Linked DNA regions of Homo sapiens: region 1 is linked to region 2. A link is a loop called in an ENCODE intact Hi-C map of the cell type or tissue named here. Cell type or tissue: MCF 10A. All regions are shown on one strand. Each heading gives the region's core, and the rest is flanking DNA. Links, peaks and the distances in the headings are about the cores only. Region 1 has its middle 130 kb from the start of MIR8068. Region 2 holds the start of LOC124902652 (a long non-coding RNA gene).

Region 1 (15,514 bases), core at 4,490-12,489, 630 kb before region 2:
AATACTGCATATAACTTATGCAAATCTTCCTCTATGCTTTAAATCTCTAGATTACTTATAATGCCTAGTACAATGTAAATGCTACGGAAATACTTGTTATACTGTATTGTTTTTAATTTGTATATTTTATTGTTTATTTCCCAAATATTTTCAATATGTGGTTGGTTAAATACATGGATATGGAATTCATGGATACGCACGGCCAATTGTATTAATATATCTTTTCTTTCAATGAAGAAACAGAGGTGTAGGGAATTTAATGTAATGGTGAATCTTCTCCAAAGACCAAGAAGACCTGGCCTTTGCAGAACTACTATTAACCTACAAAAATTTCCAAATTGACATACTTTAAATAAAATTTTTCCCCCAGGCTCTTGGATTGATTGGGCCTAGAAAAACCTCAATATTTATTGAAATGTATTAATTTTTGCAAAGTCTTTCAAAAGAGCCACCTTCAGAACAGTGACATAGGGATACGGTTATATGATTAACTTCTACCTAAAGGTGGTAGCTGAAAACAGTTAATACAAGTTGGGATAAAGGGAGAAGGTGCCATTGAGCCTTGTCTTTGTGTAGTAGCAGGCAAGTACTTTGGGGGTGACCCAGGAACATGTGGACACTTTGTGCTCTGTGGGAGTGCTTTTGTGGGTCCTTCAGAGTTCTCCTGTAGGGACCTTTCCTAGTCCCAGAGATGCACTCTTCACCTGCTCTCTCATTATTTCTTTGTTAAGGGAAAGGTCCTCTCACTCACCTCTGTATTGATGATTTTAAAAAACTGCTCAGCCTCAGTATCCCACCCATTTCTAGTTCCATGTCTCCTACTCCCTTCCATAGTGATTCTCTAAACATTTTTGTTGGCAACATACTTTGACATAACTCAAAACATACACGAAGGGATTAAAAGTTCAATACTGATTTAAAAATAAGTTTTGTAAATTGAAAAAAAGAAATGTACCCAATTATTACACCACTCACCGATTTCCCTTAAGCTTTATGTCACTATGTGAGTAGAAATATTCACTGCCCTGACCTTTCTTGCTTCTGTTGTTGAATGAGCTGAACTAAGTAGGATACAATAAAGTCAGGGTTTTTTTTCATCCACTGCTGCCCTCAAGCCATACTGCCAGATCTCTATTCTCTGTACTCTCAGACCAATTCAATAGCTTTTCTAGCCATATCTGACTAATAACAGAATAGAATCTTTCAAATATTAAAAATAAATCTAAAACGACATCCAATCTCTCATACAATGTTAGGTTCCTCTCTGTCTTAGTATGCCATGACCCAAGAATTCTATAGATTAGCAGTTAAGAAATTGATAAAGCCCACTTCTTCACTGCTCCAACATACTATTCTCCTCTCCCCCAATATGTTACTCTTGGTAACACCAGGTTGGGACAGGGAAAAGATGAAAAGGCAAAGGGGAAAAAGGGTTCATCCATGAAGAGTGCTATTGTTATCCAGTTCTGGTGTGCTCTGCAGATATTTTGTGCTCTATGGGAGTGCTTTTGTGGGTCCTTAAGAGTTCTGCTGGGACCTTTCCTAGCCCCATAGATGCGCTGTTAACCTACTCTCTCTCATTATTTCCCTCTCAGCTCCTGCTCCAATGGTACGTTCTGTAGTCTCATTTCTTTGCTGCCTTTTGGCAAGTCCTGAGATATGTCCAGCTTCTCTCTTAGAATATGAGGTTCTTCTCAGCCATTGTCTTTAATCACAATTACAAGATAGACATTAGACATTGCTTGACACCTTTTTTTTTTTTTTTTTTTTTTGAGACGGAGTCTCGCTCTGTCGCCCAGGCCGGACTGCGGACTGCAGTGGCGCAATCTCGGCTCACTGCAAGCTCCGCTTCCCGGGTTCACGCCATTCTCCTGCCTCAGCCTCCCCAGTAGCTGGGACTACAGGCGCCCGCCACCGCGCCCGGCTAATTTTTTGTATTTTTAGTAGAGACGGGGTTTCACCTTGTTAGCCAGGATGGTCTCGATCTCCTGACCTCATGATCCACCCGCCTCGGCCTCCCAAAGTGCTGGGATTACAGGCGTGAGCCACCGCGCCCGGCCGACATCTTATTACACTTACATACTTATGAGGAAAAGATCTCTTGCATCCCAGTTAAGCCCCCAATTTTTACACAAAGATTATACCTCTTACCTCATCTTTCCTTCATTCACTGGCTACCTGCTGTCTATCACATGGTAGGCACTCTTGTTTTGACACTTCCTCTAACAGACATAATCATATGAGCCTCTGTTAGAGCTAAGTAAATTTTACATATTAATCAAGGTCTGGTGGCACACCCTTCGAAATTTTGATGCCCTCCTGCCCTTCTGTGTATTTCCACTTGGATATCTCTTATCATTTCAAAATTAATATTCTCAAACAACATTTTTCTCTTCAAAATGGCTCCTTGTCAATAGGTAAGATATTCTTCCAGGCATTTATGATCAAAAACTTAGGGTCAACTTTTTGAGCCTTTTGCTATCTGCCAAGCCCAGTTGGTCATCACCCCCTTTCATACTTCTGGGGCTCTTCTCCTTTAGGCCTCACATTACCTTACTCTGAAGAGCTGCAGTAATCTTTTAACTGGAGCCCCAGAATATGGGCTTTTCTTTTCTAAGCTAGGCTGAATATGGCTGTATGACACTTAAATCCTGCTTTCATAGTGATGTTCTAATTTTACTGCTTAAAAGCCTCTCTGTTTCCCTACTGATGCCTGACAAAATTTCTAGACTCATATCTGACCATCTCTTAACACTTTAACCTTTTCTCCTGCTTTTCCGTATCATGCAACTGATATTATAAACTAGGCCATTGTTCTATGAATATATATTTTGATGTGATCATTTTGATTCTGGGACATTTTACTGTAAACATTGAACCATTGAGCTGTCAGTTTTTGCTGTTGCCTGGATGCCCAATTATCTTTCCTCCCTCAATGAGCTTCACCTCATCTTGACCTCAATACATCCATGACCCTTGGGGGTGGGGTGAAGATTGGGGAGAGGGAAAGGGAGGGCTGAGGTACTGGGAGAAATCAGAATCTGAGATAGAAGAGTTCAAAGACAGGGTAAGGAGCAGGAATAAGGTGAAACTTAGGGATGGGAAGAGGAAGAGGAATGTATATAACATTTTGTGCTTGAAAAATGTTACACATTTGACTTAGTATGTAAAAATGTCTGCATTAAATTTTGTTCTTTCCCTCCTGGACACATGAAGTTTATGATACTTCTAAGCCTTTGCTGTTCCTTGAGTGCCCTCTACTCATATTCAGGTCCACAAATATTTACTGATTGTCTCCCCTACTATCCTGCCCTAGTTGTTAGAGCAATAGAGGTGAGTAAAACATGAGGGAAAGTCCTTCCCTGAAGGATCTCACAGGCTAGGGGGTAGACAGGTCAGCTATTAAGTTTAATATGAAAAATGCTTCAAGTTGTTGTGGGAGCACCAAAGTGACACAGCCATGTTGGTGGCTGATTTCATAGGTTTCTCATTTTTACCTAAACATTCCCTCCTCCCGGCAGAAAGGTCAGACAGAATTTTCTTGCCTATGCTGTGAAGAGGTGCAGGTTAGGCCTTGGGACATCTCCAAAAGAGTTTAGATTCTCCAGTGCAACCTGCAAAGAAAGTAAGTAGATTTAAGGTAAACAGAATAATAAGTTACATTACCTAGAATCACAATACCTATACTATATACACTTGCCTCACAATTTTTTTTTCTACAGTGCCAGTTTTCACCTTTGTAACTATGACACCCTATTGGGGGAAATTAAGGCAGAATGGGTAAATAATTTGCCTCATGGTTTCAGGCAAAGTGAACCTCCTAGCTAAGTTTATAAAACGTAAACAGTCTCTTGCAACCTTTGGCTTTAACGCCTTCCTAGCTGTGAGCTTTCTTTCTTTAAGACCTGTCAATACTGCCTATGATTTTGCTCAGTTGTAAATTTCCTGCCACACCTTATTTCATCATTACATATGACTGGTGAATGTTGTTCTTGTGTACTTAAATTGCCTTAAGTTTACACTTAATTTATACTCAAATGCAAAGACACATATATCATACTAGGGCATAGGCAGCAAACTGTTCAGACTCATGGAGTTGTATACAACCTTTCACTTGGATAGTATAGTAAGGTTTATAAAACACTTTCTCACATGAATTAACTCATTGACTTCCCAATGAGGTAGAGATTGGTATAGACATGTGGGGCAGGGAGCTAAAATGAAGATTCCAGATGTTTATGCTACTTGTTTGTGTTGATAAATAATTGTTTCTGAATTCATAGCTTTGGGCCCGGTGCAGTGGCTCACGCCTATAATCCTAGCACTTTGGGAGGCTGAGGTGGGTGGACTGGATTGCCTGAGCTCAGGAGTTTGAGACCAGCCTGGGCAACATAGTGAAACCCGTTTCTACTAAAAACACGAAAATTAGCTGGGCATGGTGGCGCGTGCCTGTAGTCCCAGCTACTCAGGAGGCTGAGACAGGAGAATAGCTTGAACCCGGGAAGTGAAGGCTGCAGTGAGCTGCGATTGCACCACTTCACTCCAGCCTAGCAACAGAGCAAGATTCCATCTTAAAAAAAAAAAATTTTTTTTAAATTCATAGCTTTAAGCAGTCTATCTCAAATTCCATACGGTTTACAAGTAGAGTAGACCCTGCTGCTATTGCCCTACTCTCTAGGGAGAAATTAATGGAGCTCATTCTAATTTCTCACTGGATAAACTTCTCAAATCCAGGTACAATATGGGAGAGTGAGAGATCCTTGCTCTGAAAAGTTGCTTGGTAACCAGTGACCTAGCATAAATATATTTTAATAGTTAAGGTAAAGAATGTCTATGTGGGAGTTTGTCATTTCTGCTTCACAAAATTCAAATGTTTACATGTAATTTATTTCCCCAAATATAGCAGAAGCTCTTAGGGACAGAGATTTTTGTCTTATAGTGCTCAGACAGTCAGTGAATACCTATTGATTGATAGCATCAATTTTTGAATTATATTTATCCCTTTTCACAATGTGCTAACTGCAGTACAAAATGAATTCCCTATTTGGGGTCAGGTGCTTGACCATAAAAAGACAAGAAGTCAAAAACAAGTAGAGAAAAAGAAGGAGTGTATTAAAATTTAGCAAGACCAGGCTCTTATCCAAAAGTCCTCAACCCAAAGTAATTTTGTTTATAACTTGATTTTTCCATTAGAGGAACAATTGTTTTAGTTTACTTGGATTGATTCAGTAGTTAACATGCTTAAATTGTAGAGTATGGGTGACCTTTTTGTTTTGTTAATGCCAGATGTAATTTTGTAATAAAACTAATTTTGTTTATTTAAAAACCACATTCAAATTGTGAAATAGGAATTCTACCCTCTTTGTTCTTCTTTTTTTCTCATTTCCTTCAAATACATCTAAAATTATCCTCTTGCAAATCAATGGATTTGTGAATTTTAGCCATCATCCATAAGGAAGAAACAAGAATTTGTGGCCCAGATTTGTAAATATTCCCATGGATCAGATTATGGTGGCCATCTCTCTTTTGGATACAGGAACCGTTTCTTATTTGTCTACAGGCCCTAGAGCACATAGCATATAGAAGGTATATAAATAGTGCTTGAAAGAAAAGTATATATGGAAAGAGTAGAGAGGAAAGGCCAGAGCTTTTATCTAATAGCCTGTCTAATACAGGTGGCTATCTCCACTGTAGCAACAGAAAGACTTTTAAGGGAAAGAGAAAAACTCTGCAAGACATCCATGAAACAAGTCATTGTGCCCAACTCTCATCATTTATGCAACACCTTCTGTGCAATTCTATACTCCTTACATCATTGTTAACATTTGTAATCTTATTTTTTTATTAACTTCTTTTCTCTAAAAATATTTACAAAGGAAGCAAAAGGAATTCTGATACAAATCAGAACAGTAGTTGCCCACAAAAGATGGAGATTGACGAGGACTTTCTGGGGAGATGAAAATGTTCTAAATCTCAATGTGGTAAATATACTTGTTAAAACTCATTGAATTACATGCCTAAGAACTGGGCAGATTAAATAATTTAATTCTTTCTGCAATTAAAATATATTTAAGGTAAATAAATAGATCAAGGAACTAAACATACTCACAATTAAAGCAAATAGTGTTATTAAATTCTAGATACTACTCCTTATAGAAGGCTCTAAACCTGATACTTGCTTTCTCTTTTTAAAGCAAATAGTAAGCAATTAAAAAAGAATAAAGACATGTTAGTAGCTCTATATCTTCCTCTTTCCTTTCCTTTATTTAGACAATATATTAGTATCCTGCCTTCCATTGTCAAACAGCCCTGTGTGAGGCCGGAAAAGGTAGCCTGCCCAGATAAGGAAGGCAGACCTGTGCAGAGGAGGCTAATCTGAACACAGGGCAAGTCCACCTGCAAGGGGTGTGGTGGCCCAGCACTATCAGATTGGCCACACCCAGGGAGATTGAGCAGATAGTAAATATATTGTGAATAATGAGAACCAGGTTTTTCACTATTGGAAAGGGAGTGACAATTAAAGAAAAGATAAAGCAATAATAAACCCAGCCAAAATTGGATTAAAATTGAAGGTACTAGAGTGAGCTATTAGTTTTAGTTGTAGATGTATATAGAGATAAATATAAATGTATGTGGTTCCTAGCTATCTGCTGAAACAGCCTAAGAGTAATAGTACTCCAGTAGTAATGATCACCTAATGCTCATATCTTCATTTGAAATACTGAAATGAACAAAGACTCCTTGAAGAAATGACTGAATCCAGGGCTGAGGCTGAGAATGTGATGAGCCTGGAACACCTTTCATAATAGAAAGAAAGGAAATACTCAAAGAATGCAGACATATTAAAAGAACACAGAAGTAAGCTTGAAGGAACTGGCTCCCAGTGGCCAAAGTACAATTGAAACATTAAATAATGCTAAAAGAGCAAATTATAACCCATTGAATAATCTAGTACCCCAATGATATAAATACATACATACATACATACATACATACATACATACATACATACATACATACATAAATGGATAGACAAAGTTCAGTGGTGGCTCATGCCTGTATGTAATTTCAGCACTTTGGGAGGCTGAGGGAGTGTAGCTTGAGTCCAGAAGTTCGAGACCAGCCTGGGCAACATAGTGAGACTCCGTTCTCTACAAAAAATAAAATAACTAGCCAAGCATGGTGGCATGCACCTGTAGTCCCTGCTACTCAGAAGGCTGAGTTGAGAAGATTGCTTGAGTCCAGGAGGCTGAGGCTGCAATAAGCCATGATTGCACCACTGTACTCCAGCCTGACTGATAGGGTGAGACCCTGTCTTAAAATAATAAGAAGAAATTCAATAAATGGGTAGAAGAGTAAGCTCTTCCTTACAGCAGAAAGCTTCCAATAAATGTGGAAGGAATATTGTTTTATAAACTCACCATTTGGCAATAATCATAATAATTAACCCAAGCAAGAAACTTCAACAGACACTACAACTAGTAGGTCAAAATGAGGTAAAGAACGAGATTTTTACATAGTCTCAAAGTATCTCCATTCAAAACATTTTTTTAATTACAAAGGGAACAAGAAGTAGAGAAACCTGGTGGACGTAATCTTAATCAAGTGATTGAAACAAACACCATCAGTAATGGGACACATAGATATCATGTGCAATCTCATAGGATGGTAATGAAAATAAAATAGTAAGTGTGACAGTCAGACCAAAACTTCATAACCTGGGTCTAGTCATGAGGAACCATTGGCAAACTCAAGTTGATGGATATGTTGAAACACAACTGGCCAATCTTCAAAAATGCTAAAGTATCGGTGCAAGAAGAGGACACTGTCTAAATTCTGCTTAGAGATGTTAGGAAAGGCTTACTAAAGGAGATAACTTAGATATGGTCTTGCAAAATGAAGCAGCTGTCATATAACTTAGAGAGAAATCATTCTAGGCACAGGAGACAGCATTTTCAAAAGTGTGGAATTCCGGGTACTATAGTGAGTTGGGTGCCTAGAAAGCACAGAAAGACGGTAGCTGCAGCCAGGGAGATGGGCTGGGGCCAAATTATGAAGGATCACTTTCCTCTGTATTTTGCACAGTAAAATGAGTACACAGAAATTCAGTGATTAATCCTGAAGGAATTGGAAAAGACATTAGCGTTGATGGGTTAGTCCAGGTCCTCTGAGAAGCAGATGCCAATTCAGGATTGAATACAGAAGGAGTTTATTAGGAGAAATGCATTCCTGAAAGAAAATATCGTAGGAGCTGGAGAGGGCTGGAAGAGCCATGAGATTGTAATGTAAGTCTGACCCCAAGTGAAGATGAGAGGTAAAGATGGTTGGGTCGTATGTTCAGCAAAACCATTCATGAATCCTTCAGCCAAAGTAAATGACAGTAGTCCCCTTCTCTCCCAAGAATCAGGCTGCCCTACTATTCCTACCTCACTTTACCATTGGTAGGAACTACCCCTTGGTAGGTATGGCCTCAGTGGCAACACAAGACTGCACTTCAAAGTGCAGCAGCAGGTACCCTTGGTCCATTATGCTCCCTGTAATAGAAGGGAAACAAAGCACATTCTCATTACCACCACATCTTTTAGAAGAAGAGGTGAAGGAAATTCCAAGGAAACATGTGAAGGAGTTTAAGTGCAAGTATTTGGTATTTCATCTTTGTTCTTATTTAAGTATCAATTTCCTCTTAGTTACAAGAGTCATAGACATTTTTGAGCTGAGCCATGACTACATTTGTCAATCTGTGGTTAGTAAACATGGACATCTAATCTGGGAGAGTCTATCATTTTGCTTTGCCTTAATGTGGTCAGTCTTCTGTTTTTAGTCTTTGGTGCACCTGTGGAGGCTAACCTCAATAATACATAATTCTCTTTTCCCTGGAGTTACTTGATGTATTATGGAACACAAGTTGTTGTACACGAAACACATGCTGGTTAGTAACTATACATGCCTTAAATAAAAATAGGAAAATAAATTTGACTTCTATTTAGTAGGAAGACACATTTCTTCTTAAACATTGTTATTGTTGTAAAGTATTTTTGATTTTGAAAAGGTTGGGAACAATTGAAATCAACAAATTTTCTTGTGATTCTGATGAAGTTGAAAAGACTATAAATCCATAACAAAATTTCAAGTTGCTTTAGTTTATTCTTAATTACAAATTTTCTAAACCCCATTAAAGAAAGGAAATGGTCTTTCTAGACTCATTTTACCAGGTTTGGAGTATCTTCCTTCTCTATCAAGTGCCTAAAAAGTCCTCCAGATTGCATAAGAAACACCTATAAAATATGACTCATTGCATTTTTGGTGAGTAATGCAATTAACACTGTAATATTGTAGCCACATTTTAAAAAAATCTTATTTACATTTATTAACTGCTAGCACTGGGAACATTTTTAACTCCAAGAAAGATTCAAGATGCCCAGTGTAGATTCAAAAAAACATAACAATGTGCCCTTTCCTCAAAGGATAATGTGCCTGTTTCAAATGATGCCATTTAAAAACACAACAGAGCATTTAATTGGGTAAAAAACTGGTGCTTAAATTTCAGAACATATTTTCATTCAGTGGCAAGAAAATTGTTATTCCAAAAATGAGATGCATACAGGACGTAGCTTAACTGAGGAATCATGCTAAAGATGTGTCTTTAAAATAGTTGCTGCATATGAGTGATAGCTTTGACATTTGGTCTTCAAGACTACTCCTATTTTTATATTTTTTGTGTGATGAAGGCGGTGAAGAATTTCTATGTTTTAGAAAATAATCATTTAATACCTTTCATTATAAATGTCATTCCTGGCCTCATATATGCTGTGATTACTTGTTCCTGGTCAGGAATGCATTGATTTACTCAGAATAGACACCATCTTTTAATTCTAATGTGAAAAGCAATCCTGGTGTGGTCAGCCTGAAGCAATTTTTAAAGATGTTGCTATGAGTTTGCTTGATTTTGGATGTAGGTACAAAGGTCTGTTTTGGTCATTTTATTTTAAAGGCTGTCTTGTTGGCGCACCAAATCCACTGGTCCTTTAGAAAAAAGGAATGAAAAGATGCAGCTTCTTCATACGTAAGGGTTGCTGCATTGCAGTTCAGAGAACACAGATTCCATCTTATTCCATGTGTGATGCAGCAAAGTATTATACTCCTTTTTCTTCAAGCTAGAATTGTATTTCCCAAAATAATATATATGACTATCCTGAGTTAGAAAAGATAAACTAGGCAAGGTGCGGTGGATCACACCTGCAATCCCAGCACTTTGGGATACGGAGGCGGGTGGATCACCTGAGGTCAGAAGTTCAAGACCAGCCTGGCTAACATGGTGAAACCCCGTCTCTACGAAAAATACAAAAAATTAGCCGGGCGTGGTGGCGCACGCCTGTAGTCCCAGCTACTCTGGAGGCTGAGATACAAGAATCGCTTGAACCTGGGAGGTGGAGGTTGCAGTAGGCCGAGATCACGTCATTGCACTCCAGCCTGGGTGACAGAGTGAGACGCTGTCTCAATGATAACAACGACAACAACAAAAAAAGAAAAGATAAACTATTCATTTATTGCCAGATACTTATGGTGGGGGACTGGAATTATTTTTAAAAGGTGAAAAATGGATTATTTCTTTAAGAAAGCCAGATATACCTGTAGTGATTAAGTTCTTAAAATGTAGTCCAAATTGAGATGTGCTGTAAGTGTAAAATAAACACTGGATATTGAACTCTTGAACAAAAAAAGAATATAAAACGTTCCATTTTTATATTGATTACATGGTGAAAAAATTTGAATATATCAAACAGACTATACTATTAAAATTAATTTCACGTTTCATTTTACTTTCCTCAATGTAGCTTCTCAAACATGTATAATTACAATGTGGCTAAAATTTGTGGCTTGCATTATATTTATATTAGACAGCACTAGTCTAGAATAGTCAATCTATTCAAATCCTCAGACATCACTTAATCTCTTCCATTCTTTGTGCCCAACACAAAATTTCTGTGAGGGCCCAGCTTAGCTTTGCAGGGACACTGGCCATATTAATTGATGACAAAATTGAGATTCTCTTAGACAGTGTATGGAGCTTGAAGCACCCAGGTATGAAAGAACCAGATGAGGTTCAAAGGCAGAAATCTCAGCCTTTACCCTTTGACATATCACTGGGTCACATGTGGGAAATGTGACTTGAATTGAGAGAAGTTTCTCTAGTACAGGAGTTATTGGACTGGAGCCCATGATAGAACTGAAGAGCTTTCATAAATCTCTTGATATTATAAACAAAATTAGTGTGCATGTGCTGTTTTCATTAGTGAGCCTGTACTTTTAATTAGATTTTTCAAAGGTTCAGGAACCATGGCTTCAAAAATATTAAGAATCCTAATTCGAGGAAGATATGGCTCATTCAGACAGGTTATTATCTCATAATTACTGTTACATAGTCATCCATGTCTCTCAATATTAGTATTCTTAATAATGTGAATATGTGCATTCATATGTCATGGAGAACTAAATGGTGCTTGGTCATCCTACAGAGAGCATTTTGAGAAAACTATATCATGGAAGTCAAAGTGCATGGCGATTGGTGAACAAGAATAACAAAAAGTAAGGGTGAAACAAGTAGACTATCAATGACATTACAAGAAAAGGCCACCTGGTGAATTATGTCCCAGGAAATTAAGCTATTGATGATTCAGCAAAAAAACTCTTGTAGTTCTCACCTTAAACGAATGTTATAAACCCAGTTCTTTTTGGAAGAAAACTTCATTCATTTCTTTATTTCTTTGGGCTGTCATAGTACTTACCTTCTATTACAGAATTTTCCCTGTTTATCTACTATCTTTTCAAAATTGGCATATCTGTCTCACCCTATATTAAACAGCAGTCTTCAAGAACAAGAAGCACTTTTTTTACTCTATTGCCCCCAGTGCCTTGCAAATAGACACTCAATAGATGTTGAGTAAAATAATAAATGGTTGTTGCCTGATTTCTGTACATTTCAAAATAAAAGACAACCTATGCACAAATACAACTTTAAATATTAGAATTTATTTGGAAGGCTAAATAAAAGGCTAGAGCTGTATAGAGTTTTAGTCAAACAGACTAGATTTAGCATTTGATCCTGTTCAATGCTCAAAAATTTAACTGATCTGAAGAAAGACTGCATGCAGGACTGCAGCTGCGATACACTTTTCCCAGGCCCAAACAGTGCTGAGTCATTCACCACAGTTCGTTTGTGAGTGAAGGAAACAAACTTTTAAGTTAGAGAAATATAAGCAGTCGTAGATCTGGGAGTCATCAGGAAATGTTTGCTACTTTAAAGAACTGACTGAAAGTTAAACAGGTTAATGTGACATTTCAAAGGGATTTTGAAATTCAATAGCTTTCTCTAGTTGATGTTTATTCTCTGGTTGTAAGGCAAATGTTTAATTTCTTCTAAGGAACAAAGATAGATTCTAGAATAACTAGATAGGTTCAATGTTCACTATAAGTTTTTTTTTTTTTTTCTTCTCCCTGACCTTCCCCACCCCATGAAAAAATATTATATATGTATGTATACAATGGGAAATGAAAAAACATCTGGCTGGCATTTAAACATGGTTTTCTTCATCATCAAAGGGGTTTGTATGAAAACAATAATTTTACAGTTAGAAGTACATTGTCATCCAAAAGAGAAAAGCAGAATCATAAAGAATATACATAAATTCAGGAAGAGGACATATTCTCTTTTTCTTACCAATCAGCACTGTGTAGGAATGTAAGATGTTTGCCATGATTAAGTGAAAGTTGTATGAGTCAAATAATCTCTTTCAAAAGCACATTATCAAATGTTGGTTAGTAGGGCTAACGACAAAGATATGTGACAGAACATACTGTATTACAGACTAGGATGTGAATTGTACAACTGTGCATACAAAACAATTTCACAAAGCTTTATTAAGATACTGAAAAATCCCATTTAGGTGAATCAGTTACCAAGTAAAAGTGAAGAACATAGTTTAACTTAACATTCAGATGAAAGAAGCCTTAAAAGTCATCTATTCTAAACCTGTTATTGATTTGGTTATAAATAACAGAAATCCAACCCAAACTGATTCCATTTTTTAAAATGGGGAAGAAAGGACAGAGGAATTTCATGGCTTATAAAATCCAAGAATGGGGCCAGGTGTGGTGGCTCATGCCTGTAGTTATAGTACTTTGGGAGGCCAAGGTGGGAGGATCACTTGAGCCCAGGAATTAAAGACCAGGCTGGGCAACATAGAGAAACCCTGTCCCTACAAAAAAAAAAAAAATTAGCCCAGCCTGGTGCCACACACCTGTGGTCCCAGCTACTCGGGAGGCCGAGATGGGAGGACCACTTGAACCTGGGAGGTTAAGGCTGAGTGAGCCATGATCACATCTGTGCACTCCAGTGTGGGTAATAGAGCAAGACCCTGTATCACAAAAAAATAAAAATAAAAATAAAAATAAAAAAATAGAATCGAAGAATGGGTGCACAACTAAATCATGGGAAGGGCATAGATACACCTGGGCTTCTAGAACAACTGGGATGAAGAATGTGAATGCTCCCAGGAAGAGCTCTCCAACTCCTGTCTTTTTATTTTCCTTCTGTAAGTTGTCACTCTTTTTTACATGGTGAAAATGTGGCCCTGACAGTTTTAAGTTTTACACCTTTCAGACATTGAAGTGGGCCCAAGAAATCCCCTTTTCTCATGAATGTTTTTTAAAAATAGGAAAGATCTAGATTGGGTCAGTCACCTGTAGCCAGGATTAGCCTAGTTTTACATCATAGTCTACCCCTGGGCCAATTAACTGTGATAGGAATGGAACAAGAAATTTGGGGTGATGGTGTGGTGATAGAGGGTGGTCATGGAATGACATGGAAGATTGCAAAATGGCCACACAGAGAAGAGTCCACTCCAGAAGTGGAGAGTACACTGGCATGTCCAATACAAACTCCATCATTTTACAGATAAGTAAGTAGAGATGTGTTATTTTAGCCTATTTGACAAACTAGTACAACGGTAACTAAAACAAAAACAAAAAAGATACTACTTTGTGCATACCCTATTTAACTCTTGTATATATAAATATTCATGTTTAATACACCCACCTTATAAAATAGGTGTTAACATCCTCATTTTTCAGAAGAGTAAAATGAGGTTTAGAGATAAATTTATATGCAAGATGATTCCAAAATCTGTGCTCTTTCAAAATAATACTGAAACTAGACTGCTTTTGTAAAATGGATATACATTCATTACAAACATTTTAAAACAGAAAACATTTTCAAAGAATGATTAAACATACTAAATCCCTCCACCTAGAATTAAACATCATTAATAAAGAATATCTTTCATGTATCACTAAGGACAGAAGAGTAAATAGAATAGCAAATTTTTTTTAATTATACTTTAAGTTTTGAGATACATGTGCAGAACGTGCAGGTCACATAGGTATACACGTGCCATGGTGGTTTGTTGCATCCATCAACCAGTCATCTACAATAGGTATTTCTCCTAATGCTATCCCTCCCCTAGCCCCCCAACCTCTGACAGGCCCTGATGTGTGATGTTCCCCTCCCTGTGTCCATGTATTCTCACTGTTCAACTCCCACTTATGAGTGAGAACATGTGGTGTTTGGTTTTCTGTTCCTGTGTTAGTTTGCTGAGAATGATGGTTTCTAGCTTCATCCACGTTCCTGCAAAGGACATGAACTCATCCTTTTTATGACTGCACAGTATTCCATGGTGTATATGTGCCACATTTTCTTTATCCAGTCTATTATTGATGGGCATTTGGGTTGGTTTTAAGTCTTTGCTATTGTGAATAGTGCTGCAATAAACATATGTGTGCATGTGCCCTTATAGTAGAATGATTTATAATCCTTTGGGTATACACCTAGTGATGGGATTGCTGGGTCAAATGGTATTTCTGGTTCTAGATCCTTGGGGAATCGCAACACTGTCTTCCACAATAGTTGAACTAATTTACACTCCCACCAATGCTGTAAAAGTGTTCCTATTTCTCCACATCCTCTCCAGATCTGTTGTTTCCTGACTTTTTAATGATCACCATTCTAGCTGGCGTGAGATGGTATCTCATTGTGGTCTTGATTTGCATCACTCTAATGACCAGGGATGATGAGGTTTTTTTCGTATGTTTGTTGGCCACATAAACGTCTTCTTTTGAGAAGTGTCTGTTCATATCCTTTGCCCACTTTTTGATGGGGTTGTTTCTTTCTTGTAAATTTGTTTAAGTTCCTTGCAGATTCTGGATATTAGCCTTTTGCCAGATGGATAGATTGCAAAACTTTTCTCCCATTCTGTAGGTTGCCTGTTCACTCTGATGATAGTTTCTTTTAGAACAGCAAAAATTTTTATAGAGAGGGCACATCGGACTATGTAGCTTATTTTTTAATACAAGCATATCATTTAATTTGAATTTAACTGAAATTAGAGAGTAATGGATTGCTCAATCTAGATTTTTAGTCAAAAATGCCTTGTCACCAAAATTATAAAATGTACAAAAA
Region 2 (15,514 bases), core at 4,055-12,054:
TTAGAAAGAGTCATTCAGTTCTTCCTCAGTATTCCATGTGGTCTTGCTTCAGCCTCATTATAGGGTTGTCTGGTGTTCTGAAATTGAGTTAAGTCATGTCCAGATCTTCTGTCTCATGCTTGCTTGTCAGGCTCAGAAATGCACAGAGGTTATTGCAAACTAAATCATGACTTTCCCAAGGCTTTCTCTTGCTTACTTCTTTTTGAAGTTTTGATTGTTTCCTTTATAACTAGGTTTGGTAGATTGAGGATTCTTTGAGTTCTTTTTAAATATGAGCTCAATACCAGGTTCTTGGCAATCATTGCCTATTCTTGCTTTCAGAAGGCTTTCCAAATTGTGTGTCGTGATTCTTTGCCTCTCCTTCTATTACCTGTGGAGAACCATTAGAGATCAGGAAGTGACTAAGAGAGCCAATCTTTCTTCCTACCTGGTCAGAAGCTCTTCTTATATCATAAACAGAAGGCTTTTGCTACCTGTTTTTTGTTTTTTAGGCTCCAAGATAGCAATTATATCACCATCAGGAGCTTCTCTGTGACTACTCTTCTGCATTGATTGTAACAAGTGATCCTGAGGTAATGAAGGGGAAGGCACTGTTGACCTCTCAGCTATTATTAACCAAGCACTCTTTAACTTCTGAGATACTTTAGGTAGAGAATTGTTAACATGTGGATCACCAGTCCCATCAGAGTCCCTGGCACAGAATAAGTACTGAAAAGGAAGGAGAAGTAAGAGTGGGAAGGAAGGATGGAAATAATCTATCCAACTCCAGGTGAGATGGAGAGCCTGGAAATTAACTACAACCAAATAGATTTGGAAAGACAAGTTGGGAGAAAAGAATGGAAGTACTATCTCATCTTTGTCTTCCTTGATATATAGTAAGGAATACACAAACCATCCTATTAAAAGTGACTTACTGAATTTCCTTTTAGAAATAAAGACAGTGGACTTTGTCTTAAGAGGTACTCCAATTATTTCTTAGTTTTCTAAGAAAAAGGAGTTCTCTTTCATTTCTGACTTTGTAGACTCCTGCTTTGTTACCCATCTCCCACCAATTCCAAGACTACACATCTACTGAGTGAAGTTTTTGTGCCTCCTAATACTGATGAGCCTCGTATTAATTTTTGAACCTATCTTCATAAAGATGTGGGCAAAGAACAAGCTTTATAACTGTGGCATAGGTAGAAAACTGTGAATATTAAACAGCTCATCTATAAGGAGTGCAATACCCATATTTTGAAAGCAAAAATCCTTCCTTCTAGGTTGTATTAATACATTTTGCTTTAAGTTTGGTCATGTTGTTAGGTAGTGATCCTTAAGGAATAAGATTTGTTCACTATTCAGTCTGAAATGTTCTTGCCATTACTAAATATAAATGGGGTCAAATGAGCCAGAGAAGTGTGATATTCATATCACAGCTGATTGGGGTTGTATGAAAAAATAAGATAACCCCAGGAATAAGTGCTACTGAGATGAAAATTGTGACACATACAGTGCTTGGCATCTATCTTAACAAATGAAATTATGGCAATCTTTACTTACATTAGACACTGGATTTCTGCAGATGGAAAAAAATTATGTAAGTGAGTGGATGGAGATAAAAGGTTGGAGAGTTGATAGTGCACCAAGAGAAGAGAATTGTCTATCAGATCACTGAGAAATCCAAAGTGGGAATAGGTATATATAGATATATGGCAAACACCATATCTTCACCACTCTCCCTAGCTCCCTATATCAACCCTTATTATTTAGCAACTCTTGTCCATCATTTTGGTCCCTGAGTTGGAGGTTTTAGTAATGGTTCCAAGAAATAAGAGCACTGGTTAAACATATTTCTTGGGAAATATCTTCAGTACAATCATGTGTCTAAATGATTTCAAACTAATCAGTCATTCATGTTCTGAATCCTCAGGCACCTACACCAACAATTCAGGGTATCCCACTGTAAGATATAATTTTCAGAATAAAGATCCAGCAGAGGAGTAGCTGATAGTTTCTATACAGACCACAAACTGTTGACAAAAGAGTCAGAAAAATATATCACATTGATGGCAATGGGGAATAATATGTTCATATACAGTGGTCATCTCCTTATGTCTTTTCAAGATTGCAGATCTGTGCTAGTCATTGAATTTGTCAGTAGGCAAGGAAAGTTATTAACAGCATTATGGATTCCATTCTCAAAAAACCAGTTTTGTCCACAAAGCCTGTACCCCAAGACCTCTGAGAATGGTATGTACCAGCTGTCCCAGTCTTAGGGCAGCATCTGCTGGCTAATTCATGGATGGACAAAAAGTGGCAGTTTGTGGGCAATTTGAGCAGTCCTTTCATTTGGCGAGAACTGTTGTGTTGATGACTGTGAGGGTTTCTGAAATCCTTTCATAAGGACCCATCTCAGGTCTCCAGGAGCCTGGCAAATCTAGAACTACTCCTAATGAGAACCAGGAAGCTTTTGTATACAGATATTTTATCTGGAGCCTAAGATAAGCCTGTTTGACTTTGGAAACATTTCTAGAGAAGCATGAACTCAACACTAGACTTACTGCTAATAATAATAACCCAGTACCAATGGGGGCTGCAATGAACAGAGGTCCATGCACATAATTGGGAAGTAAAACTTATTTTCCATAAGGAAGGCATTTCTGGGATGGGAGAGGGAGGACCTTGAAGCAGCCACTGAATGCTTATGTTCTGTTGCTTCTAATCATCCTATCGTGTAAGTAAGATTTTTCTACATAAGCAAGCAAGAATGATATTCAAACAAAGCACTTTTGACTGGAATAAAGAAACTGGAAATTGGAAAGGGCTGGGTGGTCTGAAACTTAAGAGCTATCCACCATCTTCTGCAGCATCGCTGTGCCTCATCCCTGCAGTCAATAGCGCCACGGCCAGGGCCTGTGACGCCGTTGGTGGGCTCCCCTTGGTGGGAACTCAGAGCGAGTAAAATCATGGTGTCAGTGCCAAAACGACGAAACCTGAAATGCGTCTGGGGACTTCCCAGGGCACTAGCGCTCCTCAGAGCGACGGACATCTCCATAACAACTGGTCTACATTCATCCCTGGTTCTTCTGCTCTGCTGTGCTAGCGATGGCTGAGGGTAGGCAAAGGGCAGCTTCAGTGGAAAGATACCTTGCGTTAGCGCCTCCCTAGGCTGGGGGACGTTGCCAAAGCTCGAGTTATTGCCTATTTCCCGAGATTTCCGGAGTCGTCCCCACATCTCCCGCGGAGAGCGGCGCCCCTCCGCCCCCCCTCCCGCCTCCCCCTCTATTAGACACTCCAAGGGGGTAGTTTGTTTCATTGTGCTTTTTTTCCTCTTCTCAAAGTTCATCCTTTCGCCTCCAAGTTACTTTCCGCCAACACGTGACCTCTTCGCTTCCCAGCTTGCGCAGCCACTGGTGGGGAAGCGCGGGCGCTAACCGCAGGGCTTCCTGGGAGAGCCCCCTCCGAGGTTCGCCACCCCAGCCCTGGCTCCCGCCGCGCTCACCCCGGCACCCCGGCGGCGGGGCAGCCCCCGCAGGATGAGGAAGCGGCTCCGGGGAAGCAGCACCGAGCAGCAGCGGAGCGCCCAACCTGCCGCCTCCCCTCCCGTCCCTGCCTTGGCCCGCGGCTCCGCTCTCCGCGGCTCGCCTTCCGACCTAGCTGCGCACCGGGGCTGTTAACTCACATTTGGGAAGCCATAACCCATTAGAGCAAACGCAGTCATAACTTCATTCAACTCAGCCGCTCGAGAGCTCGGCTTACACAGGTTCCTGTGGGCAACTAGTGGCTCGCCTTGGTGCCTCTCGCCTAGTCATCAGTACCTAAGAGGAAAAGGGAAAGTTGTTGGGCTGGTTCGCGCTTCGACGCATGCAGATGTTCCCAAGGACAAGTCACTTACTCGCCCCCCTCCCCCCAGTCCCCATTTGATCATCACTCACGACCTCATCGGCTGGAGACCCTTAGTCATGATGGGGGAGGGGGAGGGGCACGAACTTTTCTAAGAAGTTTCCTTTTTTTACCCAGAGAGTCACAGTGAGTCGGTCACGTAAACAGCGAGGTTAGTCGTCGCCGTTGCCGCCCCCCACCCCCTCCCTGCTGCGCTTTTCTGGTATTATTATTAAAGCGGTAGTCTGCCGGCGCTGATAAGCAACAAGTTCCCCAGCGGTCTTCCCGCCCTAGCCTGACAAGGCGAAGGTTTTCTTACCTGGCGACAGGGAAATCTCCCGAGCCGAATTCAGCTTCGCCGGAGCCCCAGGTGTGACCTGCGTAGTGGGCAAGGGAGCGGTGTGCAGGCTGAGTTTTTTTTTTTACAGGGGTACCCTGAAACTCCTCACTTTCTCTGGGAACTTTCAGTGCCAGGACCCAGTAACGGGCGGTTAGAAGGCAGCCCTAGGAAACACCTGCTACATAGCAGGGCAGTTGGGCAATCATTGGTAACCTCGCTCATTCATTAGAATCACGTAAGAACTCAAAAGGAAACGTGTCTCTCGGAGTGAGGGCGTTTGCGTAAATCTATAGGTTTTTCGACATCGATGCCAGTTGCTTTGTCTTCTGTAGTCGCCAAGGTGGTTGAGAGTTTAAGCTTGCGGATATTGCAAAGGGTTATTAGATTCATAAGTCACACCAAGTGGTGGGCGATCCACTGAGCAAAGCCGAACTTCTCACATGATGACTTCAAACAAGACACATTACCTTCCAGCATCTGTTGGGGAGACGAGATTTTAAGACACTTGAGTCTCCAGGACAGCAAAGGCACAATGGTGAGTAGCAATAAAACCTGCATTATAATTGAAAAATCTTGACATGTTGCTTAACAACGGGCATATCACGGCTCTTCCTAGCACTTCACACGCCAAAGAACAGCAGCTACTCAGGCCAGGGGAATCGGGTTTTTACACAGTGCAACTTTAATTGGAATCATTTGAGATTTGACACAGCTATGTGGAACTGCGTGGAACAAACTTGGAGCTGGGTGGGGGGGTGTGTGTTATATTGGTTGTTCAAGGCTGATGCTTGTCTCTCAGCAGTCTTGCATTCTATTCTTTTCCTTAATGTGTATGGTGTATGATCATATTCTATGATTTATATGTGGGCATGTAATTGACATTTGCAAGGGGGTTAATTTCCATCTAAAAACAATAATGCTGTTAGAGGTTGGGGTTAGGGGGTGGAGTGGGGGTAAGGGTGGGGTAAAGACTGGGAGTTTAGGTGTAGATGGGGGGTGGGGTTGGGGGGAGAGAAATAAGTCAGAAGTGCATATCACCGGTAATGGGTAATCCTCTCGTAGAAGAAAAGGTTCTCATCAACATGTGATCAACTATTAACAGGATGGCTTTGGCAAAGCCATCCGCACGTGACAAACCGTAAGGAAGTGGAAGAAACCGTCTAGAGCAATATCAAGTATCACTTAATTAGAGATTTTTAAGCCTTTTCCTCCTGCTGTGCCGGGTGTGTAATCCGGGCGATAGGAGTCCATTCAGCACCTTGGACAGAGCCAACGGATTTGTCCGAGGTGGCGGTACCCCCAGGTAGTCTTCTTGGCCCCGCTGTAAAGCCAACCCTGTGTCGCCCTTAAAAAGCGTCTTTTCTGAGGTTCGGCTCACACTGAGATCGGGGCTGGAGAGAGAGTCAGATTTTGGAGCGGAGCGTTTGGAAAGCGAGCCCCAGTTTGGTCCCCTCATTGAGCTCGCTGAAGTTGGCTTCCTAGCGGTGTAGGCTGGAATAGACTCTTGGCAAGCTCCGGGTTGGTATACTGGGTTAACTTTGGGAAATGCAAGTGTTTATCTCCAGGATCTAGCCACCGGGGTGGTGTAAGCCGCAAAGAAGGTAAGCACCAGGGCGGGGACCCCTTGCATCCCCAATTCTTGAGCTATTTTGATACTGTCTTCCGGAGAGGACGCGTGGTGGAGGGGAGGAGGTAGAGGGAGAGCATGAGAGGGGGTTGTTTCTTGGTATTTGCCCAGTTTGAATTGCCCTAGGTGAGAACCCTGGGGCAAAGGGAGAAAGAAAAAAAAGAAACTCAGTCTTCCTGCGGATATAATGAGTTTAGTTAACTTGGACCTGCAAATGTCTGATTCAAATGTAAGATTTATCTCTCTTTTTCTCCTCTTCACCTCCCTCTTTTCCGTTCTCTTTGCTGGTGTGTGTGTGTGTGTGTACAGTAGATTCATTACTAATTATGAAGCTTTTGCAAAACATTCGAATTCCTAAAATTTGACTTTGTAGCATTTAGAATCAGGCGGTGGAGGTGGTGTGCGGTGGGGAGAGGAGGTGGAGGTTGGGAAGAGGGAAGGAGGTAAAGCTAAACCTCCAACACAAAAAAATGAATCAAGGTAATTTCAGCTCTTCTAGTGAGAAGGATTCATTCTCTCTGTATCCCTCCCTCCCTCTCTTTCCCCCTCCCTCCCTCCTTCCCGCCCCCCTTCTTCCACCCCGCCCCCTCCTCCAGCCTCCATCCCTCCCTCATTCTATCTCTTCCTCTCCGTCGCCCTCGCTCCTCGCTGGATGCTTCTTTCTGGGTTTTCTTTTTTTTTTCCCTTCTGTCCTCCCTCCCCGCGAGTTTCGGGCGCTGGCTTAGAGGGTTCCCGCTTTCTCAAGGGAAGGGGAGCTGCCGAGACCGCGCTCCGCTCCCCAGCCGGGCCGGATGCCTCACTGAGCCCAGGTCCGAGTCAGTCGGGGTAACTCAGGGAAAGGGGAGCCTCCGCCTGGGAGTAGAAGGTCCTTTCCGGACCGAAGAGCCAGAGAGCGGGCCGGGCGAGGGGGCCTGGGCGGCTGGAGGCGGTGGAGAAGAACACTTTTAGCTCCGTGCGGCGGCTGGACAGAGCCACCAATCAGCTGGACGCGCAGACCGCCCTGCCAGGGCGAGGTTGCGTCCGGAGGCGCCGGTGGAGGGCGGCCGGCTAGTCGCTGAGCCGCCGCCGCCACCCGGGTGGGCAGGGGACTGGCGGTGGGTGGAGGTGAGGGGCTTGGCGGGTGAGATAGAAGCGGCGCGGAGCCGCCCAGACCTGTGTTCTACCTCTCCCGCCCCCGCCTGCACCCCCGGGGGACAGCGAACTGCCGGAACGCGCGGCTGCGTTATCCTCTTGCCACTCTTCAGGGAGCTCAGGGACTTAGGCGCCCCTGGGCGGGGGCCACCAGGCTCTCCACACTCCTATAACCCTCACCCCCACCCCCTTCTCAGGCCTTTTGTTCCGGCCACAGAGCCAAGCCCGGTGGCAGTTTTCGCCCCAGGGTTTGGTCGTTCTGGACTCCTCCCCCGATCAGCTCTTCTTAATTAAAAGGCAAGAGCTTGGGGTAGGGGTGAGGGGAACGTAGGAAAAATCTGTTTCCGAAACTCAAGACCACTGTTTTAACGAACGAAAGAAAGAATCCCAACTCTGCGCAGGTGGATTCATAGGCGAAGCGAGGATATTGTGGAAATTCAGAAGGAAAAGATAAAAAACAGGCGCTAGGATCAGATGACGGTGATAGGCTGCTCGGCACACAAAGGGAGCGTAGGGCAGGGTTTACGGAGCAAGCCTGCAGCGAATGGGGCACAGATTGTTCCGAGATCCAGTCGTTTTCTCAGTCAGATCTACGCGAAGGGAGGGGAGGGGAGGGGCGGGCAGGGGAGCGTGGCGGGAGGGGCTGAGCTTGGGGGCGGGGGGATTTCTGATCAGTCTGATGCAATTCCAAGCGTGCTGCAAAGGAACTCCAAGGCGCCCGCATCACCATCGCCACCCACCCTTCCCAGATGGTGCTGTTTTAAATACGGATCTGCAGGGCTGAACGCAGAACTGGGAGATTTATTGCAAAATCCCGGGAGGGGCGGGGGGGGGTGGTGTGCGGAACGGGGAATGGAGGAGCAGAATTTAAAGGTGCAACGCTTGCTTTTTCCAATCAGGCGGCAACCGGCCGGAATTATTATTTTTTTCTTTCTGTCTGCTTGTCTCTGGATTCTAATTCACCAAGAAAGAGGTGTAAATATTGTGACATTTTGAGGCAGCTTGATGGATGGGAAAGAAATCATCTGTCACTCTAAATTGCAGAGTTCCCTCTCCCCGCGCCATCCCTTGCTAGCGAATACTCGCTGCTGCCTAATACAGTTGCTAGGGCTTCAAATGAATGCATCGTTAAGGGAATATTATCCTTTTAGTTGACTTGCCAATTTAGTTGACAGTTGAATCGAGAAAATTGTAGATTTCGTGTCTCTGGGAGGAAAAATGCTTAACAGTCTAAGTCTTGTAACCTTGAGGTCTTTAACAACTTAAATAAACCTCAAAAGTGTCACGTCATCCTCTACACACACACACACACACACACACACACACACTCAACTTGTAAGATGACATGGTTTCACCTAAACTGTTGTGGAAATGAATAGCACTTTAAAAATGGTGCACCTGATATTCACTGTTTATGTGTATTTACAAAGAGCTCTTCAGCATGAAGGCAAGACATTTCAATTGTCCTGTTTGGAATCAGTCAGAAGACTAGAAGGTGATGGAGAGAAGAAGGGAAGAAAGAGGAAAGAGAGAGAATTTTAACCTAGATGCTATTAAATTAACAGTAACCTAGCCTACTTTTATACCCCTTGGTCTTGCATATTAATATTTCTGTATGTGAGATTTTAGCTTGGTCTAGCTCCCCCAATGGAGTATACCAGTATTGATTCAGATGAGAATATGAGCATCCTGCCAGTAGCTTTTTCAGTGTCATTGATAGTAAGACCTACAACACAGCAATTTTTGGAGGATAGAAGAGAATATATATAAGGGCTTTGCAAACTGGGAAGCAGGCACTCCATAAATGGGAGGTATCATTATGACATTCTCTTTGCACATATCATTTTCATTTCACTGAACCAGAGTACTAGTTATTTTAAAACATAATCTAATGTATATGCTCAAGGTAGTAAGTGGGGATTTTAAAAGCAAGTGATTAGTTGGCTTATAAAATATTATTTTTCAATTGTCTATTAATGTACATTGGAAAGAAGGCTTTTAAAGATCTAAAATCAACATAAATAAGCTTCCCCTTTCATTTGCCAGACTCTTTCCCTATCAGATTTCTGATCTAAATTCTTAATAAGAAGAGAAGCTGGTGAATTTAGTTTCTTTCCTTTTCCTGGCCTGTCCTCTAGGGGAAGCTTTAGTAAGAAACAACATTCCAAAATCAGGCAGTGAGCGAGAGAGAAGGCAAGGGACTGGATGACCACAAAATAGATAATCAGCCAAGAAACAGAAATGAGGGAAAACCAGCATTAAAGCATGACTTACAAAGGGTTTTTATTTTGTAATTCTGTAATTTTGGGACCAGGCTCAAACTTGCTCAAGTAACATTCACTCGATCATATTGCTTACAATCTGTCAGTTAAAATGATGTCTAACTGAGCATATTTTTTATTAAATATACTTCTCTCAAAGGCCAGTAAAGCTACTCTTTGGTTTTAATTAGACAAACTAGTCTAACCACTTAAATAACTCTAATGAATATGAACTGATATCATCAGATTTAAAAGCTCTGCTGAAAACTAAATTTATTCTGAAAAGCACTGACTTGCCAGAAAAATATCTATTTTTGCAGCTTTCTTTTCACTCTATGGATAATTTAATGAGTTGCTTATTTTAATTTTACAACTGCTACCTCAGAAGTATCTCAAATTATCTTTCTTTGGCTGGTGTCTTTCTCTGCTGATCTGCTACTGCTGTGTGTGTGTGTGTGTGTGTGTGTGTGTCTGTGTGTGTGTGTGTATGGGCGTGTGTGTCTCTGTGTGTGTTTTCTAGTGGGAATTTAACAAGCAGTGAGTCTCTTAAATTTACATGCCATAATCTATGTCAAGAACATTGCGTACTACTTAGCAATAAAAATAAACATTAGCATCTAGTGAAAGCTTACCATCATTGAGTGCTATGGAAATAGAGGTCTTAAAGAAAGATTAAATTTTTCAACAAAAAAATTTTTCCCCTTTTTGGCTTAAAGGTGATTATAATTTCAAAAATATGACATCTTTCCTCTTTTACTTTGGAATGTAGAGCTGCTGCTTTAACAAGTGTCTTTTGAGAAAGATACACGTGTTTCATAAAGATTAATACCCTTAAAACACTATGGTGCAGAGAGGGAAGGATGAATTCTTTAACCCTGCCTCTAATCTCATTTGGCAATTTTTGGAGTATTCATTCTGACTTTTTAAAAATTCAGGTGGATTTTTTTTCTGCTTTCTTTCCAACATTATAAAACAATCCTATAAGAGATTTTTCTGCTATAGTGCAGACTTTATTTGTATTTCCTAGTAATAACACTTTAGATTCATATAGTACTTTGACAGCTCTCTATAGGTTTCATTTGATTTCCTTATCAGTCATGTAAGGTAGGAATCACCAATCACCTTTTACAGATGAGGAAAGTAAGGTGCAGAATTATCTAACACTACACTGCCAGTAAGATGTAAAGACTAACTCAGAGTCTTTCTTCAAATTTTAAGGAAATTTGTGTTTGTTCCTCTCTAGACCATGCTGCCTTAAACTCCACTAGGGCATCAGAGGGAGCTGTAGGCATTATTTTCTCCTATTTTGATTTATTTAATTAAATTAAAAACATTTTTTACAAATAGTTTTCAAAATTTCAGGCCTAATGGAAAGTTTTAACTAGTCTTCCTAAGACAGTATTTCCCTCTCCCACAGTTAGACACTCAAAGAAAGCAGGACTCTTCCTCTAGTTGACATACCATCTAAGTCATAGTTGCTAATTCCCCAAAAAACAAATACAAAGAATAAGAAGAACCAAAGCCAAGATGTACATTACCTTTACTTGTGAATCATAGAATCTGGGTTCTGGGAAGGTTCTCAGAGGTCACTTAGCCCAGCTCATATCTGATACATGAATTCATGCTGGCTTGTTTTGTTTCAATCCTCTGGAATTTCATCCCAGTCTTGGACACTGGGTACTTGTTTATCTTGGTAGATGTTCTGATACTTATGTGGATCATGAGCTTGGCTGATCATTTCCCATTTTGCCCAAAAGGTATACTTTCTATAGAGACTCTAGCATTCATAATTTTATTTTGTAAGTATTAATTGGCAACACATAATTTGCCATTATGTGCCAGGAACTGTATTACAATCTGGAGATTCAAGAACAAGCAAGACCAAATGGTCCCTATCTTGGTGGATCTTGTGGCCTAGAGACAAAGACTGGTCTCTTTATTTGCTCCAATCCTTAGAAGGGGACAGACCTCTGGACTCATAAGATTCCTTTTTTCAAGAGAACACAGTGAATAAGATTAAAAGCCTGAGTTTAGGCTTTACTTCCAACCGCTTGTCAGTACCCAAAAAAGTCAATCAGTCACTCTTGATCTCTGCTTCCTCACACATAAAACAAAAGAGATGTTCTCAGAATAAACTCTAAATTCCACTTCCGTTCCAAGTTTGAGTGATATAAAAGATATAGTCTATAACTATTTCTTGCAGTGTAGGGGAAATTAAGGCCTAAGTTACCCTAACCTTTGGTGATTTACAATTCTGGGTGGGTACCGCAAATTTTTAACTTGTTAAGAAGTATATCATGAAAAAAATCAAAGTAACATATTTGAACCCAGAATAGAAGGAATCTAGGTGTTGAACCTGTTCATTTATGGAATGATGGCTAGGAAAGTTTTAATTTAGAGAATGATCTCAAATTTCTGCGGATTATTTTTAAAAGCAGGTGGTGCGATGGAAGACCTGCTATCAAATTTACTGCTTATTTTCTTTGTGCAAGCAGAAGTTATAATTTTTCAGGTCATTTCCTTTTAAAATCAAAAATATTACATCCTGAAATTGCCTGGGTCTCATGAATAATGCATTATATACACATGATAATAGATAATTAGATGGACAAGCCAAAAGAAACATGAAAGGAAGCAGGTAGCCCAAGGATTGCAGAAGGTGTGTGGGCATTTTGACATCCAGGAAATGCTATAGATCTGTCCTTAACTAACTCAGCCTGGTGGAGATAATTAAGAAAAAAAATGTGGGTGTAGAAAGACTGCAAGCCATTCCCTGGGATTGGCTAGATTGCTGCAGTAGTTCAAAAACAATTGGCACAGCCACCCACACTAGACATGATTGCCCTTTGATGAGGCAGCTATTGACTTTTATAAAGATGTCATATTTAAAATAACTTCTGATGCACTAGGCATAACAGACATCATTCTTGAATTCTATTTTAGACAAATGGCAAAATGTATTACAAAGTATTAATTTAAAAATAAAAAATCTTTAAAGTCTAGTGTCTAAAAACCAGCAGTTTAGTAACATGCAACCTCTGGATTTAAGAATTCAGCCTGAAGCTGGGAGAAAGCTGTAGCTTGTATAGGACATTTTGATCCACTCTGGGCATTTCCCAGACCACTACAGGAAGTAAAATGTACTTTGTCAAAGTTTTTAACCTTTGAGTGAATGTTAAATCCACTCCAAAATCTTCGCAACCTGGGAAAGGTGATCCAACAATTTTCCTAAATAGCGGCAGAAAATGCTCTGAGATCTTTGTTCCCAGAGTGAATGTTATAATGTTATGCTATCTAGAAATTTCCTTGTAGCACCATGCTCATCAGTACCAAAAGGAGTTAGAATTGATTCCTCCCGCTTCAAGGAAATATATCAACCACCTCCTGTCTCTAAGTAACAAGGTTACTGTGGGGAAAAAATACACAAATTAGGTGATTGCAGAAAGGTGTCACAAACATCCAAAGCCTTTGGGATAGGGCATTGCAGTGTGAGTGAATAGAGAAAAGAAAGAGAATGTGGGAAAAAATTGAGAAATAAAAAGGGAAGTCACAGTGGAGTTCTAATTATACAGGGGCTCTTGAATTGACTGTTCTCTACCTTCCATGCTCATTGTTGTTCTGGCTACTTTAGTAGGAAACAATGATTTCTTCTGCTTTCACCTTCCTCCTCCGCTAAGGACTTCTTACTTGCCAATAACTTCCATAATCAATGTTTAAGAATTGCTCTGATGCCCAGTGTGGTGGCTAACGCCTGTAATCCCAACACTTTGGGAGGCCGAGGTGAGTGGATCACTTGAGGTCAGGAGTTCCAGACCAGCCTGGCCAACATGGCAAAACCCTGTCTCTACTAAAAATACAAAAAATTAGTGGTTCATGCCTGTAATCTCAGCTACTTGGGAGGCTGAGGTAGGAGACTAACTTGAACCATGGAGACAGAGGCTGTAGTAAGCCGAGATCATGCCATTGCACTCCAGCCTGGCAAAAAAAAAAAAAAAAAAAAGAAAGAAAGAAAGAAAGAATTGCTCACTGTAATGACTTTCATGCCATGGACTCAACTCTCTTGGCAGTCTGGTAAAGCTTATGTAAACCCTTCTCATAAAAATGTCTAAATGGGGCCAGGCGCGACGGCTCACACCTGTAATCTCAGCACTTTGGGAGGCCAAGGCGGGTGGATCACTTGAGGTCAGGAGTTCCAGACCAGCCTGGCCAACATGGCAAAACCCTGTCTTTACCAAAAAAAAAAAATTAGCTGGGCGTGGTGGCATGTACCTTTAATCCCAGCTACTTGGAAGGCTGAGGCACGAGAATCACTTGAATCTGGGAGGTGGAGGTTGCAGTGAGCCGAGATTAGCCACTGCACTCCAGCCTGGATGACACAGTGAGACTTTGTCTCAAAAAAAAAAAAAAATTCTAAGTGAATGAAATAAATGTATAAGATTACAAAGGAAGCCAGTGGCATTGATGTACAGTTATAAAAACATTTAAAATAATATATTGTGTGATATAGTAATATATATGCTTTTTAATACATTAAATAAGATCTAACAGCAAGGTAAATATTATAATTTTGAAATAATGATAAGTATCAATGTATTTTGAAATATCTATAAAACTGACGTGATATGAAGGTGTCTGTGATGTATACTGGTGAGAAAGCATGCAAGTACTACTGTGTAACATTTCCCACACATATTTAACAACAGAACACTTGAGAAGCACTTATTAACACAGCATAGATTCAGAAATATTAATTTAGTAAATGTCAACATTAGCCATTGTTGTTTCCTTCCTGGCAAAAGGAAATCAGCATTGGGAGAAAACTTTTAAAATTCACATTTGCCATTAGACAAGCTGTCAAGTGGGGAAAGGACCAAATACTGAGAAGGCCAGGGTATGGTAAGCATGTTTCTATTGACTGAGCTTGCTATTACTCTAACGTTTATCTTTAGCATCACCAGCACAACCCCATTACCCTAGCAATCCATCACTCCATTGAAAAAGATAAAAAGTTCAGATTCTGGTCATTAACTCAGCATTGCTTAAGATACCTGTTCTGACCTCACTAACCCAAGAGATTACTGAAACTCTTCCTGTTTGTCATTACTACACCATGGGAAATTATAATGATGTGGGATGACATTTACTCTGCATTCATCCAGTGCTGTTATTTGTTTTGTATTTGGCATATATTACTTAACTCTTAAAGTAACTCTCAGAGATAGATTAAGAAAACTAGAGCTCAGAGAATTTAAGTAACTTGCCCAAACTAACACAGAAAATCTGAAGTGGAGAAGCTAAACTTCAAACCCAAAGTTTTCTGGTTCCAAAGTCCATTATGAAGTTGTGCCTCCCCATCTTATAGCTACCACCCAGATTTAATCTGGGTCTCCCATTATCAGATGGTTTACATACACATTTTCTTACAAGATCTTGACCACAACTCTTTGAGATGGCCATGAGTCTCACAATTCATTTCCAGGAGTGCTACTTTAGAATCATTTTGATCTTTGCTAACCGATGAGAGATTTTCAAATAGCTAATTGTCACCTACCCTTTTTGAAGCCCAGTTTTCATAATCATAAAATGGAAACAGTATTACAATGTTTTGTTAGGATCATATACATTAATAATAAAATCTAACTTTGTTGAGCTCACTATGGTGAGCATTCTGCATTTCCTTAGTTCATTGAATCCTCACAACAATCTTTCTAGGCTAAGACGATTATTTTTCTTTTAAAGATAAGGAAACTGAGGCATCAGTAATTAATTAACTATCTTAAATTAGCAGAGCCAATAAGTGGCAAAGCTGGGTTCAAACCTAGGTCTGTCTAATGTCAAAGCCCTTTTTTTAATCACTAATCTGCAAATCACTATTCAATCTTAGCTTTTATTATTATAATTATCATCACACTTAAAACACTATCAAGATACAGAATGATCCAGACATAAGTATATAGTCACTGAAGAGATTAGAATCTGAAACTTTTCACCTGCATGTTCTTCCTTCCACTTTAGTTTATTAACCCAATGGATGATGTCTGACTCCTTTCTTAACTTGTTTAGGGCAGTTCCAAGTTAGTTGACTTCTGAGAGTTATTGAGTAAGAAATGTTATAAATTGTTTGGATTAGGATTTAGTATGTTTAGAAGCTATTTCATAAGTTTGCCTTTGCGAACTGTTACTGGCTATAATACTGCAGATGCTGTGATGAGGAACACCCTCTCCAAAGACACACAGTGGATGACAAACCTCCAAAGCTAACATGTTGTTTACAGATATGGAGAAGAAGAGGAT

What was found. Peaks named below come from ENCODE experiments on the same cell type or tissue, not always from the same donor. Only the 100,000 strongest peaks of a DNase experiment are listed, where the experiment ranks them.
Region 1: a loop joins it to region 2, with 5 times the contacts of the local background. A loop is called at or near these places in 2 of 110 quality-filtered maps.

What each region holds. Positions count from the first base shown.
Region 1 is chr11:28,340,190-28,355,703 of GRCh38, reverse strand. It overlaps a transcript of METTL15 not described here. Among named protein-coding and RNA genes, the nearest start is that of MIR8068, 130 kb to the left of the region's middle. In MCF 10A, for the core only: no CTCF peak of the experiment used is centred there; DNase peaks (open chromatin) are centred at 9,283 and 12,203.
Region 2 is chr11:27,710,634-27,726,147 of GRCh38, reverse strand. It overlaps LOC124902652 (a long non-coding RNA gene), which reads right to left and starts at 3,906. Exons shown (of 2, transcript XR_007062633.1): 1 at 3,662-3,906; 2 at 1-370. It also overlaps a transcript of BDNF not described here. RefSeq lists an enhancer at 3,660-4,168. In MCF 10A, for the core only: a CTCF peak has its summit at 8,600; DNase peaks (open chromatin) are centred at 6,807 and 7,687.